Regions from separate parts of the Homo sapiens genome. Here region 2 is linked to region 1. The links are chromatin loops, found by intact Hi-C in ENCODE. Cell type or tissue: dorsolateral prefrontal cortex. All regions are shown on one strand.

Evidence for each region. A loop is a pair of places that touch in the nucleus more often than their neighbours do. Peaks named below come from ENCODE experiments on the same cell type or tissue, not always from the same donor. Only the 100,000 strongest peaks of a DNase experiment are listed, where the experiment ranks them.
Region 2: it touches region 1 in a loop (2.1-fold over the local background); 4 of 110 quality-filtered maps call a loop at or near these places.

Annotation. Positions count from the first base shown.
Region 1 is chr20:43,190,894-43,193,393 of GRCh38, forward strand. All of the region lies in intron 1 of PTPRT-DT (PTPRT divergent transcript), which reads left to right. Among named protein-coding and RNA genes, the nearest start is that of PTPRT-DT, 2.1 kb to the left of the region's middle. In dorsolateral prefrontal cortex, a CTCF peak has its summit at 1,243 (motif pointing left); a DNase peak (open chromatin) is centred at 1,338; H3K4me3 peaks cover 231 bases; H3K27ac peaks cover 28 bases; H3K27me3 peaks cover 558 bases.
Region 2 is chr20:43,242,374-43,244,873 of GRCh38, forward strand. No RefSeq gene overlaps it. Among named protein-coding and RNA genes, the nearest start is that of PTPRT-DT, 54 kb to the left of the region's middle. In dorsolateral prefrontal cortex, a CTCF peak has its summit at 1,511; a DNase peak (open chromatin) is centred at 1,498; H3K4me3 peaks cover 453 bases.

The sequences.
Region 1 (2,500 bases):
AAGCCAGGGGCAGGGATACCCAGAAATGCTTAAGGGATTCACACTTTGTGAACACTTTGCTACCTGGCCAAAGCCCTCCTTCTTCTGTGTCAGCACAGCCCCCCACCCCCATCCTTGTTGGGGTACCAGGGACTGGACTGGGGAGACTGTAAGTGAATTGTGAAAATCAAGCATGGCAGGGTTTCCAAAAGTGGGGAGCCCCAGGCTCTGGACCCAAGTTGGCATGGCAGAGAACACAGGGCGTCACTCTGTCAGTCCCCAGTTCCCAGTCCCCACTAGGTAAAGTGGCCCAGTTCCCTGGCATGGAAGCCCAATTTACAATCCCAGGCAAATTCTTCCACCCCTCTCCGGACCCCGACTCCCACCACCACCACCATGACCGTGACCACTTTCAAAAGCTGACGTGCTTGGACTAGCCTGTTGGACCAGCCAGTGCCTCCCACACTTGCCTGGTCAAAGAACTACCAGGAAGATTTCTCCAAGTCCTGCTTCCCAGACCCCTGCTGGGGAGAGTGGAATTTGGCAGGCCTGTCGGGGGTGGCCTGGGAGTTGAACCTTTTACAAGCTGCTTTGGAGATTAATAATTCTACCAATATTTATGGTGCATTTAATTGTGTGCCTTACTCTGTGCTGTTCTCTGGGGATACCACAATGCTATAGCCCTTAGGGACAATTGGAATGGAAAGATCCCTTCTGCTCAGAGCTGAGCTTCCAGCTGTTTGCTCCATCACTCACTCATTCTAACCCTGCCTTGGGCAGATGAGCAGTTAGGAAGTGTGCGAGGAGAGGCCTGACCCAAGACCACCACAAGCGACCCCAGTCATGGCAGATCCCAGGGGATGACCCGGGTGGGGAGATTTCTAAGCCACTAAAGAGCTTGGTGTCACACTTGTAACTTGTTGCCACTTTCTTGGGCTCCTGCCAATTCATCCCCTCTCTCAAGCTTTCTGGAAAACTATAAAATAGCAGTTCTCACAGCATCCTCAGAGCAACGCCCTTTGGCACCCCCCTGCACTCCTGCTTTAGGGATGTGATATCACTGCAGACAAATCCCCCAGGTCTGAATGGGGTTCATGTGGCCCCGAGGGGAAAAAAAAAATTCAGTAGTCACTGAGCTGGTGGAGTGGGACCTGATCCTGCACCAGGACTTACCTGCCCAGGTGCACCGTGGTCATGAACCGTGACCCTCTGTGCTTTCTAAACCTCCCTCTACTCCGAGAAACTGCCCCCTCTCCTTCAGTAGCACGTGCTGCCACCTGCTGCCCGGCCAGGCTCTGGCACCCACAGCACTGCCACGCTTTTGCACCGGCCAGTCCCTCTGCCTGGAAGCCCTGCACTGTATCATCTCCCTGGGAAACTCACACTAGCCCTTAGGGCTTCCCTTTGGAACTTTGGCCAGCGGGCCCTTCCTGCTCAAGGCATGTTCCCCAGCGCAGGTCACTGTGGTGGTGCTTTTTACATTGTGGAAATGTTGTCTCCTCTTCATGTGTTCTACAAGACTTGAGTTGCCAAAGGGAACCTGGACACTTACCACAGGGCTGCTAGGAGATGGGGGTGTGGGGGTGGAGAGAGAGGGCTGGCACAGGGCTGAAGATGCCTTACACAAAGCTTCCAGCTAGCTGGCTTCTCAGGGGAGGGAACTAATGGAAAGTTACAGCATCATCTCCCACCCTCCTGCACAGGGAGCCCTCTTTCCCCTCTGACCCCATCAGCCCAGGGAGCTGGGACATGACCAAGATTTGCTTGGCTAGGGGCTGGGCCCAGCATTGCATCAGTGCTGAAGGAAGGAGGCAGGGTGAGCTTTGTAAGAGATGGCATTCTGCCCTACAAACTCTTTTAGTTATGCTCAGACAGCAGGCCTCTTATCTTTGGACTGTGTCCTTAACCCCATGAAACCTTTGGCGAGACCTCTCCGTGTGTCAGTTTCCATATCTGCCCAGTGGCTTCCCTTTCAGTTGTGTCAGGGACCAAGACAGGAGTGTCCAGACATTTCAGCTACAGATCTCTCTGTCGAGCAGTTTTAGGGGAAACCTGAAACTTGGGGCATCCTTTCAACAAGTGTGCTGGCCTTTTGATGTGTGTCAGGGATCTTAGGGCTGTGGGTTTGCAGCCTAAACAACAGACATGGTAACTGCCATCATGTAGCTTACAATCTGGTGGAGGAGACTGGACAAAGAGAAAGGGGTAACAACCCCAGAGCTGGTCCCCATCTCCCCAGCCCTGCCTCGCCCCCAGCGGTCAGCCCTCCAGTGGGGAGCAGAGCACCAGGGGGAAGACATCTGCTGGGGCCACGTGCCTTACTAATTAGATTTCCAAACCATGTATCTAGTAGAGTGTATTCTATGTTTAAAGTATCAAATAAAGTCCAGTGAGGAAAGTCTAGTGATGTAGCTATTGTTTGATCCCCATCTTACACATGAGGACACTGAAGCTCAAGAAGGGCAAAGACTCTCCATGTAGGAAGGGCGGGAAGGTTCACTTCCTGTGTTGGGGGTGGCTG
Region 2 (2,500 bases), 51 kb after region 1:
GTTCATAAAGCTATACTGCCCTCTGTGTCAAATAATATAATGTGGATTTATCTTTCTTCCCTTTAAAAGTTTGATAATTTTGTATGGAGCACTGTGAATAAGGCTGACTTTTGTAATAAAGATTATCTTTCTAAGATGAACCTTTTAAAGTCAAGGTGGCCACAAGTCCCCAGGACCAGAATTTGCTTCACGGTGGCCCCAGAGCAGGATGCACACTGAGAGCCCCCCACGTAGTGCCCACTTGGAGAGCACCAGGCAGGGGACCCAGGGGTCAGGGGCAAACTGCCTCATGACCTCAGAAGGGCATGTGAGGATCCACAGTTCCTGTCATCCCTGTGCCATCCTTTGCTAAGACCCCTGCTTTCTTTCTCATCTGTAAAATGGGGATCATAATGCCTCCCTGGGGGTCGGTTTTGAGAGTTAAAACATTGTGGATGTGAGAGATCTTAGCAAAGTGTCTGGCATATAAAAGCTGCTCAGTCATGTTTGCTTCTGAATCTGAAGGGGTCCAGAATACGCACTTAATAGATGAGAAACTTTAGGCCCAGACAGGGAGCAAGACTTGCCACAGCCACACAGCAAGTCTAGCTAGAAGCTCTGTTGCCTCTAAGCCCAAGGCTTCCTCCTCTTCCTATATCCACTCCATCCTGAAGCTGGGGCAGAGTAGCTCTGTCTTTACTGTGCCATACCCAATACCTCCCAGGGAAGGCAGTTTATGCACAGGCCTCCTGACACTGAGCTAGCACAGTGGGGAGGGGAGCAGGGGGCGAGATGGCCTCGATTAGCAAGAATCTCCCTGCCTTCTTTTATCTGGGGTGGGGACTCCAACTGCCTTTTGCCAGTGTGACCTTACCTGCTCCCTTCAACCTAAGCAGAGGGCAGACACCTGGATAGAGCAGGGGACACCCACTGGGCAGCGAGGGCAGATGGTTGCAGGCAGGCAAGCATCTCCAGGAGGCAGAGGCCAAACAACAAATGCTAAATGAGCCACTTCCCCCCAAAACTCTGGGCATCCCATGAATCCCAAGCTCTGCTCCTCTCACACATTATTTTTTCAAACCAGTTTGTCCATCAGTCCAAGACCAAAGGGAGTCTCGACCCTTAGCCCCTGCTCATTGGAGGCTGCCCCTGAATCAGGTTCGCCAAATACTCGCCTTCTCACTCCAGGTCCACCACCATCCCCACTGCCACCCCACTGCCCTCCCTGCTCAAACCTAATCTCATTCCTGATTAAACTTCCTCTCCCTTCCATTTGTAATCGTGTGCAGAGATGTGAGTTTTGAAGCCCCGTATAAATATGTGCTTTAGAATTAAAGGTTCAGCAATTCTTGACAATGATTTCTCAGAAATTAAGCCTGGACAATTTGTTTGGCTGGAGCACAACGTCTGAAACATGCATGATGGAAAGGCGGTAAATGTACTCAAAGCCCAACAGCTTCATAAATATTGGCTCCTCTGAGGGCGGGCATGCAGGCTCACAGGAACATGCTGCCCCCTGGCAGTGCTCAGGGTTAGTGCCAGCCCAGAGCCCAGAATCTCACACATCCTCCAAGTGAAACAAAACATCACCACTCCTGGGCGCAACCCAGCCGCACTTTCCTCCACTTGGAGAGGACCCTGGGGCTTCAACAGGTGGAAGTAAATTTGTGAAGGAGGGAAAAGGGTGGGATAAGTTTTTATCTGTGTGTCTGGGGTAGCAGGCTCTGTGCAGCATGAGATTAAAAAGGAATGGAATACTAATGCATGCTACAACACGATGAACCTCGAAAACATTATGCTAAGCCAGACACAAAAAGCACATATTGTATGATCCCATTAATATGAAATGTCCAGAATAGACAAATCCATGCAGACAGAAGGCAGATTAGTAGTTGCCAGGGGCTGAGGGAGGGAGGAATGGGGAATCACTGTCAATGAGGTTTCTGTGTGGGGCAATGAAAATGTTTTGGAACTAGACAGTGGTGACGGTTGTACAACATCGTGAATGTACTTAATGCCACGGAATTGCACACCGAAAATGGTTAAAATGGTACATTTTATGTTATGCATATTTTGCCACACACAAAAAAATTACAACTGGGTGCGGTGGCTCACGCCTGTAATCCCAGCACTTTGGGAGGCCAAGGCGGGTGGATCACGAGGTCAGGAGTTCAAGACCAGCCTTGCCGAGATGGTGAAACCCTGTCTCTACTAAAAATACAAAAATTAGCTGGGCGTGGTGGCAGATGCCTGTAATCCCAGCTACTTGGGGGGCTGAGGTAGAGAACTGCTTGAACCCAGGAGGTTGAGGTTGCAGTGAGCGGAGATTGCGCCACTGCACTCCAGCCTGGGTGACACAGTGAGACTCCATCTCAAAAAAAAAAAATCACAAGAACAATCTCAAGTCTCATTTCTTGCCCTGACTCCCCGTCCACCCCCTCAGCATATCTCAAAGTCCTGAACATTTCTGAGTGTCCCCAGAGGGTTTTTTGCTGACCTGTGCTATCTGCCAATTCCTTCT